Linked DNA regions of Homo sapiens: region 1 is linked to region 2. A link is a loop called in an ENCODE intact Hi-C map of the cell type or tissue named here. Cell type or tissue: PC-3. All regions are shown on one strand. Each heading gives the region's core, and the rest is flanking DNA. Links, peaks and the distances in the headings are about the cores only.

The links. Hi-C counts contacts between places; a loop is a spot of excess contacts. Peaks named below come from ENCODE experiments on the same cell type or tissue, not always from the same donor. Only the 100,000 strongest peaks of a DNase experiment are listed, where the experiment ranks them.
Region 1: it touches region 2 in a loop (15-fold over the local background); 1 of 110 quality-filtered maps calls a loop at or near these places.

Annotation. Positions count from the first base shown.
Region 1 is chr9:24,789,324-24,797,898 of GRCh38, forward strand. No RefSeq gene overlaps it. Among named protein-coding and RNA genes, the nearest start is that of IZUMO3, 250 kb to the left of the region's middle. In PC-3, for the core only: no CTCF peak of the experiment used is centred there; no DNase peak of the experiment used is centred there; H3K27ac peaks cover 1,102 bases.
Region 2 is chr9:24,875,945-24,884,519 of GRCh38, forward strand. No RefSeq gene overlaps it. Among named protein-coding and RNA genes, the nearest start is that of IZUMO3, 330 kb to the left of the region's middle. In PC-3, for the core only: no CTCF peak of the experiment used is centred there; no DNase peak of the experiment used is centred there; H3K27ac peaks cover 2,126 bases.

The DNA of each region.
Region 1 (8,575 bases), core at 2,318-7,317, 86 kb before region 2:
CCACACAATAACAGCGGGAGACTTTAACACCCCACTGTCAATATTAGACAGATCAATGAGACAGAAAATTAACAAAGATATTCAGAACTTGAACTCAGCTCTGGACCAAGGAGACCTAATAGATATCTACAGAACTCTTCACCCCAAATCAGCAGAATATACAGTCTTCTCAGCAACACATCACTCTCATTTTAAAATTGACCACATAATTAATTGGAAGTAAAGCACTCCATAGCAAATGCAAAAGAACAGGAATCATAACAAACACTCTCTCAGACCACAGTGCAATCAAATTAGAACTCACAATTAAGAAACTCACTCAAAACCGCACAACTACATGGAAACTGAACAACCTGATCCTGAATGACTACTGGGTAAATAATGAAATGAAGGCAGGAATAAAGATGTTCTTTGAAACCAATGAGAACAAAGTTACAACGTACCAGAATCTCTGGGACACAGCTAAAGCAGTGTTTAGAGCAAAATTTATAGCACTAAATGCCCACAAGAGAAATCAGGAAAGATCTAAAAATCGACACCCTAACATCACAATTAAAATAACTAAAGAAGCAAGAGCAAACAAATTCAAAAGCCAGAAGAAGACAAGTAATGCCTAAGATCAGAGCAGAACTGAAAGAGGTAGAGACACAAAAAACTCCTCAAAATTCACTGAATCCAGGAACAGGTTTTATGAAAAGATCAACGAAATAGACCACTAGCCAGACTAATAAAGAAGAGAGATGAATCAAATAGACGCAATAAAAAATGATAAAGGGGATATCACCACTGATCCTGCAGAAATACAAACTACCATCAGAGAATGCTATAAACACCTCTATGCAAATAAACTAGAAAATCTAGAAGAAATGGATAAATTCCTGGACACATATACCCTTCCAAGTCTAAACCAGGAAGAAATCGAATCCCTGAATAGACCAATAATAAGTTCTGAAATTGAGGCGGTAATTAATAGCCTACCAACCAAAAAAAGCCCAGAAGCAGACAGATTCACAGCCAAATTCTACCAGAAGTACGAAACGGAGCTGGTATCATTCCTTCTGAAACTATTCCAAACAATAGAGAAAGAGGGAATCCTCTCTAATTCATTTTATGATGCCAGCGTCATCCTGATATCAAAATCTGGCAGAGACACAACAACAACCAAAAAAATCAGTCCAATATCCCTGATGAACATTGATGCAAAAATCCTCAATAAAATGCTGGCAAACCGAATCCAGCAGCATATCAAAAAGCTTAACCACCACGATCAAGTTGGCTTCATCCCTGAGATGCAAGGCTGGTTCAACATACACAAATCAATAAATGTAATCCATCACATAAACAGAACCAATGACAAAAACCAATTGATTATCTCAATAGATGCAGAAAAAGGCCTTTGACACAGTTCAACAGCCCTTCATACTAAAAACTCTCAATAAACTACGTATTGATGGAACATATCTCAATACAATAAGAGATATTTATGACAAACCCTCAGCCAATATCATACTGAATGGGCAAAAACTAGAAGCCTTCCCTTTGAAATCCGCCACAACACAAGGATGCCCTCTCACCATTCCTATTCAACATAGTATTGGAAGTTCTGGCCAGGGCAATCAGGGAAGAGAAAGAAATAAAAGGTATTCAAAGAGGAAGAAATGAAGTCAAATTGTCTTCATGCAGATGACATGATTGTATATTTAGACAACCCCATTGTCTCAGTCCAAAATCTCCTTAAGCTGGTAAGCAACTTCAGCAAAGTCTCAGGATACAAAATGAAGGTGCAAAAATCACAAGCATTCCTATACCAGTAATAGACAAACACAGAGCCAAATCATGAATGAACTCCAATTCACAATGGCTACAAAGAGAATAAAATATCTAAGAATACAGCTAACAAGGGATGTGAAAGACCTCTTTAAGGGGAACTACAAACCACTGCTCAAGGAGATAAAAGAGGACACAAATGAAAAAATATTCCATGCTCATGTATAGGAGGAATCAATATTGTGAAAATGGCCATGCTGCCCAAAGTAATTTAGAGATTCAATGCTATCCCCAACAAGTTATCACTGACTTTCTTCACAGAACTAAAAAAAAAAAAACTACTTTAAATTTCATGTGGAAAAAAAGAGGAACCCATATAGGCAAGACAATCTTAAGCAAAAAGAACAAAGCTGGAGGTATTACGCTACCTGGTTTCAAACTATACTACAAGACTACAGTAACCAAAACAGCATGATACTGGTACCAAAACAGATATATAGACCAATGGAACAGAGCAGAGGCCTCAGAAATAACACCACACATCTACAACCATCTGATCTTTGACAAACCTGACAAAAACAAGCAATGGGGAAAGGATTCCCTATTTAATAAATCGTGTTGGGAAAACTAGCTAGCCATATGCAGAAAACTGAAATTGGACCCCTTCCTTACACCTTATACAAAAATTAATTCGCCGGGCGCGGTGGCTCACGCCTGTAATCCCAGCACTTTGGGAGGCCGAGGCGGGTGGATCACGAGGTCAGGAGATCGAGACCATCCTGGCTAACAAGGTGAAACCCCGTCTCTACTAAAAATACAAAAAATTAGCCGGGCGCAGTGGCAGGCGCCTGTAGTCCCAGCTACTCGGGAGGCTGAGGCAGGAGAATGGCGTGAACCCGGGAAGCAGAGCTTGCAGTGAGCCGAGATTGCGCCACTCCAGTCCGCAGTCCGGCCTGGGCGACAGAGCGAGACTCCGTCTCAAAAAAAAAAAAAAAAAAATTAACTCAAGATGGATTAAAGACTTCAGTGTAAGACCTAAAACCATAAAAACCCTAGAAGGAAACCTAGGTAATACCATTCAGGACATAGGCATGGTCAAAGTCTTCATGACTAAAACACCAAAAGCAAAGGCAACAAAAGCCAAAATTGACAAATGGGATCTAATTAAACTAAAGTGCTTCTGCACAGCAAAATAAACTATCATCAGAGTGAACAGGCAACCTACAGAATGGGAGAAAAGTTTTGCAATCTATCTATCTGACAAAGGCTAATATCCAGAATCTACAAAGATCTTCAACAAATTTATGAGAAAACAACCCCATCAAAAAGTGGGTGAATGATATGAACAGACACTTTTCAAAAGAAGACACTTATGTGGCCAAAAAACGTATGAATAAAAGCTTATCATCACTGGTCTTTAGAGAAATGCAAATCAAAACCACAATGAGATACCATCTCACACTAGTTAGAAAGTTGATCATTAAAAAGTCAGGAAACAACAGATACTGGAGAGGATGTGGAGAAATAGGAATTCTTGTACACTGTTGGTGGGAGTGTAAATTAGTTCAACCATTGTGGAAGAGAGTGTGGCTCTTTCTCAAGGATCTAGAACCAGAAATACCATTAGACCCAGCAATCTCATTACTGGGTATATACGCAAATGATTATAAATCATTCTACTACAAAGACACATGCACACGTATGCTTATTGTGGCACTGTTCACAATAGCAAAGACTTGCAACCAACCCAAATGCCCATCAATGATAGACTGGATAAAGAAGATGTGGCACATATACACCATGGAATACTATGCAACCATAAAAAGGAATGATATCATGTCCTTTGCAGGGACGTGGATGAAGCTAGAAACCGTCATTCTCAGCAAACTAACACAAGAACAGAAAACCAAACACGACATGTTCTAACCCATAAGTGGGAGCTGAACAATGAGAACACATGGACACAGGGAGGGGAACATCACACACCCTGGCCTTTCAGGGGTTGGGGGGCTAAGGGAGGGATAGCATTAGGAGAAATACCTAATGTAGATGACGGGTTGATGGGTCATGTATATACCTATGTAACAAACTTCCACGCTATACACATGTACCCCAGAACTTAAGTTATAATAAAAAAATTAAATTGCTTATGGAATAACTAATGTTTACAGTCTGTATCTCTGTTCCATCTCTTAGTGATGTTTTTTTCACTTTATTGCAGTTTATTTTTGAGAACGTGTTAGATAATTTTCACAAAGACACAAGAATGTTGATGAATGACTTATTTCACAATCCTGTAATCATGAGGACAAGACATAATATTGGAACAAGGAATCCACCGTATTTCTCTGTATGTTCCCATAATTAATATGTCAGTGATATTAATAATAATATTGAAAATTAAATATCAATATTAATATTGAAAATTAAGTAATCAAATTTCTAGGGAGTAGTAAGTACTAAAGATACATTTTTCTGGCTGGAACTGATTAATGTTCAATTCAAAATATATCAGAGGAAATTAATATGCACATAAATACTTATTTTACTCTTCATTATTTGCTTCTTAACTTAAATGTATTAATCTGTAAAGAGAAATAAACCTTCAATTTACCTTGAGTTATAATTTATAGTATACTTTGGCAAATTTCTCAACTTGAATGCCAGGCTTGGTGACACAATCAATGGAAAAATATTATGATGTCTTTTCTAGAGAACATATTTTAGAGGTAGACATATTAAGTCGTGTAAACATTCATTTATGAACTAAACTAGTTGGTATTTACTCGTAATGTGGAGTAATCCTTGGGGAAATTTGACTCATTGTTCTTTGGAGTCAGTACTATACACTGCATTTTTAAAAAATGTATTTATACTTGTCAACCCTCTTCCTAGGAATACTTGTATTAGAAAGTATCATTTCCCTCTTGTTTTAGCCAAGTACCAAATTACTCAAGGGACTTTTTGTATACATTATTTATGTAGTAAGTCAAAGGGCAAAGAAAATAAGATGAATTGGATTGATTTCATCTGCTTTTTATTATTTGAGGAGTGACTCAACCTTTTTTATCTTTTCATACACACAGTTTGCTTAACTTAAAATCAGCTTTAACTTTAAATGTCCAAAGAAATATGGTACTGTATTCCTGTTTTGGGTTCACTGTGTCCCCTAAAGTTCATGTGTTAGTAATTCAATACCGAATGCAACACTGTTGATAGGTGGTACCTTTAAAAGGGGGACTAATGGTGTTATCATGGAGGTGGGCTAGTTATCACAGGAGTGGGTTCCTGATAAAAGAATGAGTTTGAATCTTTCTATCTTGCTCTTGCTCTTACCCTCTCTTGCCCTTCTGCCTTGGAATGACACAGCAAGAATGCCCTCACCTGATGCAGGTTCAAAGACCTTCGACTTCTCAGCTTCTAAAACTGCAAGAAAAAAAATCTATTGTTTATCAATTACCCAGTCTCAGTTACTCTGCTACAGAAGCACAAAACATACTAAATCCATCTTTAAAGTTAAATTTGATGAGTATGACCACATAGCCAATAAATGAACAGGTAAATAATAAAACTTTACTAAAGTTATAGTTTTTCCATATAAAAAGAGGAAGTGGCTTCTCAAGATCAAATAAAATACAAAGGTAATTATAACTTTTATTGCCTTGAAAAAGAGTTGATCAAAATAAAAGTCTTATAAGACAAACTCCTCCTGATCATTAAATATAGCAATGACAATAGATTCTAAGAAAGAGTCATTGGAGGCTTGAACCTGCTAAGAAAGATTTTGAAGACTTGGATAGCAGTTGACACATTTCAGCTCCTAAAATCTTGAAGAGCACATGCAAAATAATAATATTGGGCCCTTATCTTACACCATACGCAACATTAACTAAAAACGAATTATAGACTTTAATGTGAGACCTCGAACTGTAAAACTCCTATAAGAAAACATGGGGGAAAAGTTTCATGATATTGGTCTTGGCATTGATCTTGTTTATGACACCAAAAGCACAGAAACAAAAGCAAAAATAGACTAGTGGAACCACATCAAACTAAAAAGCTTTTGCACAGCAAAGGAAGCAATCAATAATACACAGACAACCTGTGAAATGGGAGAAAATAGATTTACACACCATATATTGAATAAGAGGTTAACATAAAAAATATATAAGGAATTCCTACAACTCTGTAGCAAAAAAAATCCCCCAAATAATCAGATTAAAAAATGACAAAGGCCTTACAGCGACTTTTTCCCAAAGCAGACATACAGATGACCAGAAGGCATTTGAAAAATTGTTCAACACCACTAATGATCAGGGAAATGCAAATCAAAACCACAATGAAATATTACTTCTTACCTGACAGGATAGCTATTATCAAAAGAGCACAAGTATTGGCAAGGAAGTAAAGAAACTGGAAACTTTTTACACTGTTTCTGAGAATATAAATTGATGTAGTCATTGTGGAGGTCCCTGAAAAATTTAAAATAGAACTACCATCTTATCCAGAAGTCTTACATCTGAGTTTATATCCAAAAGAATCAGAATCTTGAGATACCTGCATGCCCATGTTCACTGAAACATTATTCATAATAGCTAAGACATGAAAACAACACAAATGCCCATCAGATGATAAATCGATAAAGGAAAATGACATACACATACAACAAAATACTACTCAGCCTTAGAAAATAAGAGAATCCTGGCATATGCAAGGAAATGGATGAACTCGGAGGATATTATGCTAAGTGAAATAAACCAGTCATAAAAGGACAAATACTGCATGATTCCACTTACATGAAGTATCTAAAATAGTCAAATTCATGCAAGCAGAAAATAGAATGCTGGTTACCAGGGGCTGGGTGAAGGGGGAAGTGGGGAGTTGTGTTCAATGGGTATAAAGTTTCAGTGTGAAAGATAAATAAGTTCTAGAGATCTGATGCACAACATACCTAAGACTAACAATACTGTTTGTGTACTTAAAACACTTGTTGATAGGGTATACCGGGTATTAAGGTTTTTTTTAAATTTTTTATTTTATTATTATTTTTTTAACCACAAAACCACACTCACACACTAAAAACTCCAAAGAGATATAAGGAAACTTTTGGAGGTGATGGATATGCTTACCTTGATTGTGGTGATGATTTCACAGGCACATGCATATGTTCAAATTCATCAAACTGTATATGTTAAATATCAGTATTTTATTTGTTTATCAGTTTTACCCAGAGGTGTTAATTTTATTTAAAAAGAAAAAAAGTACACAGTTTACAGAATTTTTTTGACTCCATGAAATTTTCTAGTCATTTTCCGAGTTGCTTTGGAACTATATGGGTACAGATTGAGACACATATTATGTTCAGAAAACATACTTTTTGTGAATTTCTTAAGGGAGTTGGTGCTTAGGGTATAGACTATTTCGTTGCTTGTAGACTTGCCTCTGTTTCTTGTACTTTGTGTCTATGAAATTGATTCTCTGATATTTTTATGTATGCCAGTGACCAATTGGAAATTTAGAAAGAGGAAAGAGAAACCCATGAAAGAACCCATTAATAACCTCATAATGAATCCAGCTTTCAAAGTGTTGAATCAGGCACAGCAGACTGTGGAGATGACTCAAGCTACAGCTGCTGTTAGTGGGATCCAAATTCAGTGTAGACTCTTAATTAATTTTGTAAAGGACAAAATGCCCTCAATAAGGAGATACTTTTATTCAGGTCACTGAAATAGGGATGACATTCATAGGGAACATGTCAAAGAAGAGGGAGAAGATGTGGGGCTTTATAGAGACAGATAAATAAGGAGGTCGCTTGAAAGGGTGGACAGCAAGTCTCCACTCAGAAGGGTGAAGGGATTATTTTGGGATGTACAAGATTAAAGAAGTATTTTTTGGTTAGCTATTACTTGGAATAAAAAAAAGTATTTACAGAGTGGTGGTAGATTTCACAACAATCTTTGCTGCTTTTGGGGAACACACAGCTTAGATAAGGTTCAACATTGTCACTTGCTCTCAAATTAGGCCAGAAAAGAAGGAATTTAGTCTAGAGAGGAGAATATTTAGTCTTAATTTTTATGTTTTAAGACTTTTAAATTGGCTCTATTTTTCCATATTACTTGAGAACAGAAGGAAAGGAAATTGTTTTGATAATAACAGGGGATCATAGTTACTATTATTTTAAATTTGAAGATTTGAATTTTTTTTTCCACGTGATATATTTTATTTGGGACTAGTTGTCTCCCTGTCCTCATGACTGTCTTGTATACTTGCATCTATAAAATCTCAGGTTTTCTCCCATTTCTTTGACACATTCTTCTTTAGCAAACATTCTCTCTATTCCTGTCATCTGAATAAAATTATCTCCTTAGTGACTGGGCCAATTTATTTTTCACAGATCGATTAAGAACCTGCAATGAGTTTGTAACCCATTAACAGCAGTTTGGTATAATTTGTTCCAGAAACTAAATAGGTTTGATTTCTTAGTTAGTGTAACTCTGAAATTCAAGTAAAGAATGCATTATCATAACCCATTTTTAAAGAGTTTGGGAACAATATTATACTGACTCTCCTCCAATAGTCCCTTATTGGGAAGTACGCATTGTAGAAAATGGTGAACATAGTCAAATGAAAGTAGGATTGGTAGGGCTTTGGTATCTCTAGTTTTCCCCTTGGGTTATATAGTCTGGTTATGCTCTGATTAAACAAAGTCTTGAATAGGAAACTCAAGTTTCCATTAAAGAGAGCAAAATAGGGAACAATAGTCCTCTCAGAGAAAAGGACTTTCCCAGGAAATACCTATCTTTTCCTT
Region 2 (8,575 bases), core at 1,359-6,358:
TTTCAAGTTAATTTTTGTGAACTGTGTAAAGTCTAGATTCCTTTCTTTTTGTACATGGAGGTTGAGTTGTCCAAACACCATTTGTTGAAAAGACTGTTTTCTCCATTCTATTTTTTTTTCTCTATTGCCATTGCAAAATGGTCTTCCAAAGTGACTGTACCATTTTGTATTCCCACCAGCAATGAATTAGAGTATCTGTTAAAGTTCAGTTAACTATATTTTTGTGTGACTAATTCTGAGATCTCCATTCTGTTCCATTGATCTATCTGACTACTTTTATCACCGTTACTACACTGTTTTGATTACTGTTGCTTTGTCATAAATCCTGAGGCCACTAGTGTCAGTCCTCTCACTCTGTTTTTCTCCTACAGTATTGTGTTGGATATTCTGGATATCCAATTAAATTTAATTGTGGATAACACAATTAAATTTAAATTGTGTTTTATTGTCCAGAGTGTGTTTTCTCCTGGAGAATGTTCCATTCAAGCTTGAGAAGAATGTGTATTCTGCTATCCTTAAATAAGGTAATATATAGATGTCCTTTATATCCAGTTGACTCATTAATATTTTTGAGCTCCACTGCATCCTTGCTTAGTTTCTGTTTGTTGAATCTGTCCATTTCCAATAAAGAAGTGTTGAAGTCCTCACCTATAATAGTAGATTCATGTATTTCTGCTTGCAGTCCTACCACTTTTTATCTCATGTATTTCGATGCTCTGTTATTAGGTGCATACATATTAAGGATTTTTAAATATTTTTGAAGGATGGAACCCTTTATCCATAATCACTTTCTTGTTCTGAAGTCTATTTTAATTTAATATCTTTAGATTAGTGTTAGCATAGTGTATCTTTCTCCATCACTTTACTTTTAATCTATATGTTTCTTTATATTTAAAGTGTGTTTCTTATCGACAACATACAGTTGAATCTTGTTCTGGATCCACTCTGACAATGTCTGACTTTTGATTGGTGCATTTAGACCCTTGATATTCAAAGTAATTATTGATACAGCTGGATTAATATTTACATATTTGTTTCTGTTTTCTGCTTGCTCTTCTGTTCTTTATTCCCATTTTTTTCTTTCCTTCTGTGTTCTGGCTTTTGTTATTTTAATTGAACATTTTATGTGATTCAGTTTTCTCTGCTTTCTTAGCATATCAGTTATTTTGCATATTAGCATATACAGTTTTTTAAAAAAATTTTAGCATTTTCCCTACAGTTTGCAGTATACCATTAAAATTACTCTAAGTCTACTTTCAAGTAACACTGTACCTCACATTATGGGTACTGCAGGATCTTTATAATAACCAAATAATATTAATTTCTTCCTCTTTGCATTATTGATGTTATTCATTTCACTTATAAATAAGCATATATGTGTGTATGATAAGTATACATAATAAAATACATTGTCGCTATTATTATGAACAAACTTTTATGTCTTAGATCAATTAAAAATTAAAAAAATTAATATTTTTTATTTTACCTTCTCTTATCTCTTCTCTGAGGCTCTTCATTTCTTTCTGTAGATCTGAGTTTCTAATCAATATCATTTCCTTCTCTTTAAAGAACTCATTTAAACTTTCTTGCAAGGCAGTTCAACTGGCAATAAACTCCCTCACTTTGTTTGTCTGCAAGTCTTTATTTCTGTTTCACTTTTGAGGGACAATTTCACAGGGTACAGAATTCCACGTTGGTAGTTGTTCGTCTTAATACATTTATTTTTACTCCATTATCTTCTTGTTTGCATGGCTTCTGAGCAGAAGTCAGATCTAGTTCTTACTGTTGCTTTAATGCTGGGTAAGGTGTATTTCTTACCTGGCTTCTTTCAGAATTTTTTATCTATAATTTTCTAGAGTTTGAAAATAATGTGCCTAGGAATAGTTTTGTCTTGGTTTGCTTCTTGACATTTACCCTGCTTGGAGTTTTCTCAGTTTTCTGGATCTGTGGTTTGATATCTGACATTAATTTAGGGACATTTTTAGTCATTATTCTTTCAAATATTTATTCTGTTCCTTTTGCTTTTCTTTTTCTTCTGGTATTCCCATTGGCATTAAGTTAAACCTTTATAGATGTTCACACATCTTGAATAATCTGTTCTGGGTTTTTTTTCCAGTCTTTTTTCTCTTACCTTCTGGATTTGGAAGGTTCTATTGAAATATTTTTTATCTCAAAGAAAGATTTTTTTTTCTTAGCCATAACAAGTATCCCAATAAACCCATCAAATTCATTCTTCATTTCTGTTACAGTGTTTTGGATTTCTAGCATTACTTTTTGGTTCTTTCTTAGAATTTCCATCTCTCTGTATGTATTGCCCATATGTTCTCCCATGCTGTAAACCTTATTCATAAGAGTTACCAGCATATTAATTATAGTAATTTTAAAGTTCCAGACTGATAATCCCAACATTTCTTTCATATCTGCATCTGGTTCTGATATTTACTCTGTCTCTTCAAACTGTAATTTTTGCCTCCGAGTATGCCAAAATTATCCTGATGTACTGCTCTATGCACCATGACTGGAGGCCTAAGGCAGCAATCTAGGGCAATTACAAGGCATACCTTGTTTGTTTCTCTTAACTCAGGGATCAGTGTACTTTACTGTCTCATGTCCAATCCGTTGTTAACAACTGTTTCATACATATTTTGTTTTTTGGTTGCTTTGAGTGAGAGGGTAAAGTTAGTTTCTGTTACACCATTCTGGTCAGAAGCTAAGTGAGGTTCTTCAAATTGTGATTTTTATTATTTTCATACTTGGAAATATTTGGTCAATTTTCAAATTTTTCTGGAAATTTATTGCCTCTATTATTATTTTGTTCTGCTTGACATCCTCCAGTATTTTTAAAACACATCAAACACAATTGCTTTTATATTCTGGCTATAAAAATATTTTATTTTCCTGACACTTGTTTATTCTATCTCTAGAGTTCTTCTGTTGTGACATTTTCATTGGAAACCAAATTTCTTTTAACTTAATCTGCGTATTTGGATATTTGATATTTGGGAAGAGTTTCAGTTTCTCTAGAAAGAATTTTTATAGCAACCGTTTCATTTTGTAGGAAGTGCTTTACAAATTTCATATTCATCGTTCACCACATATCCCCTTGTCCCAACCAAGTTCATCTACAGTTACACATAAACACAGTTTCTAGAAGCTGGATGTTTCCCAACTAATGTACCTGAGTACCTCTTCTTCTCTGGCTGAAGCCTTTCTTCAACACTATAGGAGCTGGCTGGCCCTCAGGCAGGCAAACCCAGTAATGCGAGAAAGTTAATATTCCAGAGCAATCCTCAGTGGGGGTGGGAGTCAATGCATTAATTACACACCATTCTTTTCTTCAATTAAGATAATAATGAAGCATGTTCCAAAGAATTTCTTGGGTTACTACTGTAATTGAGCAGCAGTTGCTCACAATTGCTTGTTAATGACCCCTTATTTTTTTTATGGCTTTTTCTCTTCCCTGCTTCATTTTTCTCTTTTCATCACTTGTCCTTCCAAGATTATCTCCCAATTAAACTACTTGCACCTACTTTTTTTATTCTTAGTCTTAATTTCTGTATTTATTGGTATATTAATCAGTGTTCTCCTAAAACACAGAACAGTTGCTATATATATATATATGTCATATCTATATATAGTGACCCAGGAGAGCCAATGATGCAGTTCTAACCTGAGTACTACGCTCTGAGAACCAGGAGATATGAGAAATTCCAGTCTGAGTGCAGAAAAATAGTGATGTCCTAGCTGGGAAATAGGCAGAGAGAACAAATTCCTTCTTACTAAGCCTTTTGTTCTGTTTAGGCCTCCAACAGATTGGGTGAGCCCTACACCATCCACATTGGTTGATACACCTATTTTACTCAGTCTACTGATTCAAATGTTAATGTCATTTAGGAACAACCTTACAGACACACCGAAAATAATGTTTAAACAAATATTTGACACTGTGACTCAGGCAAGTTGAAACATAAAATTAGCCATCAGAATTGAGAAACTACCCTATGACCTTTTTCCCCATGGTTATTAGAAAGGGAACTTACTGCACCTAAACAATAAGGGGTTAGACTGCAGATATCCCTTATTTAATAAAAGTCCTTCTGTTAAACTGCCTCACTTGAATGAAACTAGACCTTGTTGTTTATCTCCCAAGTCCTATAAGAAGCTGAAAATTGAAGATAAGCTTAACTGTAATCTCAAGAAAAGGGCCAACTTTATGACAGAGTTTTTCTTTCTGGATTCCTGTCTTGGCTTAGTGGTGTGTGTGTGTGTGTGTGTGTGTGTCTCTGTGTGTGTGTGTGTGTGTGTGCTTTAGTCATCTTTTTATTCTTGCCAACTCAGAATTTCGTTTAAGAAAATACGTATGTGTTTGTTTCTGCTATATTTCAGTATGTGCATGTCTGTGTGTGCTTGTATGTGTGTAAACATATACATGGTTTACATACATAATCCAATAGGAGGGGGGTCAGCAGTGTATCTGGTGTGTCATACTGATGGACATGGCTGAGCACAGCTTTTTCATATTACATAGAATAATATTTTTAAAAATTATTTTTCTATATGCCAGCTTCAATTTTTATTTTAATTCACCTGATATATACTATATTGAATTTTTAAACATTAAATTGTAGACAAGAGCTAAGTCTTTCTCCAGAACTCATAGTAATGTTTTCCCAAGGATTTACATATATATGATCTTTATGGTAGATATCCTGTAGCGATTGTATTAACTCTCAGTTCCTGTTGTTACTCTATCATGCAGAAAAGTTCTACTTGGAACTTATTGGAGTAGTGAGTTGAAATTCACCATGCAACAACTTTTAGGAACCTAGAAATGTGCAAAATTGGCCAGTTTTTATGATATAAATATGTGCTAATGTGCAATTTATTTGTACTGTATTAATTTTTTGGAAATATTTTATACCTATTGTTGGATCTATTTTATGAAATGTAAAATGTATATAAACATGTCTCTTCAAAAAATGCTGGTCAAATTTTCGCTTTTTATTTTACCTATTACTTTAAGGTCAGCTTTCCCTAATGTACGTAGGATATCACTGGAGTGGTTTATAATTACTTGAAAATTTGTCAGAATATCCTGGCCCCAAAGTGAAAATCTACTTTGATCAGTAATGAAATATTGATGTGTTTTGTGTCATAACAAAAGTGAAATTTCTGATCCAAAAGTGAAAATCCACTTTGTGCAATAAGAAAATGTTGGCCTCATAGAGACGAATGATAAAAGTGGTTTTGTTTATTTTTGTTTGTTTTAAAAATTAGACATCCCTGTAAATAGGGTCACCATACAATTTATTCTCTAAACCAGGCCACTTCTGATAGTGAAAGGGAATATTATTATTTACTCTGAGGCAATGGGAAAACACAGGGATTGATAGTATCTCCACTATAAAGAATATTTGTTCGTAGTATTGCAAAGAAGAATGTTCAAGATTCTGAACCAGTTATGACAATATACATACCAAAAAAATGCTTATCTGAGGATTCCTAGACCTTTCCAAGGAACTTGGAGCGTGCACCATTTATATTTGATTTTCAATGCTGGGAACATTTTTTATAGGTGACTCTTCAATTCAAACAACCAGTAAAAATACTACTTAGGCATGGCTCAGGGCTATAATGCAATGTTCTCTCCTGAGGTTCCTGCGGAGAAACAAAAGAGTCTATTGTTGTTCAAAACCACTGTGTTGTTTAATATCCCCAAACAGCCCTCACTTTGTTTTCCCTTGAAAAATGGTAGAAATTTTTTGAAAATTGGTTTTTATCCTCAAAGACTACCCCCTCTTAAAAGTGTCTTTAATAAATTATCAAAGATCTCCCCTGCAGTTTCTTTAGGATATATTGGGTTTTTCCCACCATGATTATTTTAGTTGAGAGTTTTACGTTTCAAAGAGAGCATGCAGAAGCGATAGCAAAAATGTATGAGTTATTCAGTTTTCTTCTTGTACATCTTTGCATTTCATATGAGCAGAATGGGATTTTAATAACGTGGGATATGTTTTGTTGTTGTTGTTTTGTAAGGCAGGGTTTTGGGGGAAGAGAAGAGACAGGATTGTTTAATTGGAAATAAAAATTCATTTTGTTTTAATTAAAAAACCTAATTAAGTTCCCTAGGAATCATAATTTACACTGCTGATTGCAGCTTTTATTGCCATATTTTAGCCCTGTATTCCTTTTTGTGATCTAGTGATTTATTGCTGAAAATAGATTTGGAAGAAAGAGAGAGGAGGGCAAAATTATGCAGCATTAGATTCACTAGTTACAATTTAAAATTCAGTGCTGATGTTCAAACCGTAAGTTATCTCCCTGATATTATCAGGGAGTGTCATTTGAGTGATGCACTTTATTGGGCTAGTTTACTATATATCAGTAGATTAGGTTCTCCCCCTTTCTCACTGATATATTTAAAGCCATAAGATTGTAATTAATAGAAGCAGCAAAATGAGCCTTCAGCAAATTAATTATAATTATGCATGCTATGCATATGAATAATAATCTGGTTGATAAATTTATAATGGTGGAAACTATTATGTGGATTAAATGATAAAGGCAGTTTTAGTTGGAAATTGGGAAAAATACATACCTTAAAGATTCTTGCAAGCTGTCTTTCAGACTAATTTGGCTCCCAGCTGTGGTTCAAGTTTTGATATGAAGCTATTTATTTTGAGTGCAATTGTCATAAACACTCAGTCAGAGATGTTATGTGGAATCATTGTATGATTTTTGATCAGTGAACTGTTCCCAAATACAATATTATGCTTTTGGAATTATTTGCTTTACAATAATTTGCCAAAAACATTAAACTAGATTTCAAAAATCCTTTTATACATTAGGTATAGTTTGTAATAAAGTAACCAAACATTTATTTGCACTAAATTTTAATGATAACATGGTGGCATAAAGGCATGAGGTAAAATTCTTTGTATTTCCTGCTAGAGATCTTTTGTATATGGTTGAGTCAATCCCTCAATCCATTTTTATGACAGAATTTGCATAACATTAAAATAAGAAAATACTTCTAGGGAGTTGGATGTCTGTTGTCTTCCTCATTAATATGTTAGATATATTTTGTAAAAAAAAGGTCATATTTATTGAGACATTGAGTGCCTTAAACATCCTTCTTACATCATCTCCACAATGGGTTCTGAAGCTGACCAATGGAGATGACTAAATTATAATGTAGCCTTCACCTGATATTTCTATCTGGGTCAACAGGAGAAACTAGTTGCCAGAGAAGTAAGCTATAACAGAATCCACTAATGAGAACTGAGATCTAATCCCAGGAAGGGATTTTAAATGAATACTACATTTAGAGACCAAAGTCAGGATCAGAGTGGTCTGAGAGACAAGAATCAAGAGTTTGAAAAATGCTACCAAGTAATATTAAGGAGAAGTGAGTGTGTATGTGTTTCTGTAAGTGTGTGGGAGCTGAGTCTTGAGTGGTCATAGAGTTAATTCCTCATTAATCACCTTAAAACCAGTTTTACAGTACTGTTTTCCTAACTTGGTTGCATATGATAATCACTTGGGGAAGTTATAAAATTGTTAATGCAAGACCAAATTTATCAATATCTCTGAGCAGGAGTGCAGATAGAGGTATTTTTGAAAAATCAGGTATTTTTAATTGAGGCAAAAATAGAGAAATCATGCATTATGAGTGATGGTGATATGCCATTAGAGATGTTTGGAGAAAGAACTAGTACTGGGGTAGACCCCAAATTGCACAGGACTTAAAAATGAACATCCTGCCTCCTTATTTTCTTGCCTTTAGTTATATATTGCCATGAGCCTAGGGAAGGGAAGGGTTGCTGTATGTATCCAGATGAGTCATGAATAAAGGAAACTACATGCTGCTATTATCAATAAATATTTCTATAAACTGATTTTTTTTACTTGACATATCACACATCTTTCCTTTCCACTTGGTAGAGCATAGGTGGGCCATAAAGATTATGGAAGGAAACAGTTAAGTTGTTCTGATGAGTGATAAAGTCTATGTTTTCATATACAGTTAATGAAAAAACTAAAGCAATCTCAAACCAAAATGATCATATGCCTATATGGATATGTCCTGAGTGATTTGCCCACATAATCTCCATCATGGTCCTGTGTGGGAGTAGTTTGTATCTTTTCTTCATCTTTATAATTATTGGTATATACGTTTTAGAGGAAAAAGCATAAATATTTGTTTTAAAAATTATATATATATATGTATTTTTATTATACTTTAAGTTTTAGGGTACATGGGCACAACACGCAGGTTAGTTACATATGTATATATGTGCCATGTTGGTGTGCTGCACCCAGTAACTCATCATTTAACATTAGGTATATCTCCAAATGCTATCCCTCCCCACACCCCCGACCCTACAACAGGCCCCGGTGTGTGATGTTCTCGTTCCTGTGTCCATGTGTTCTCATTGTTCAGTTTTAAAGCTAGAGACAAACTTGGTTTACAAGTTTAAGTCACTATGAGTAATTAGCTTAATATTTAGATATCTTATATTCTTTAAAAGTCCATAAAATATGGGTTATGAGCTCACTAATAATATTATACTGA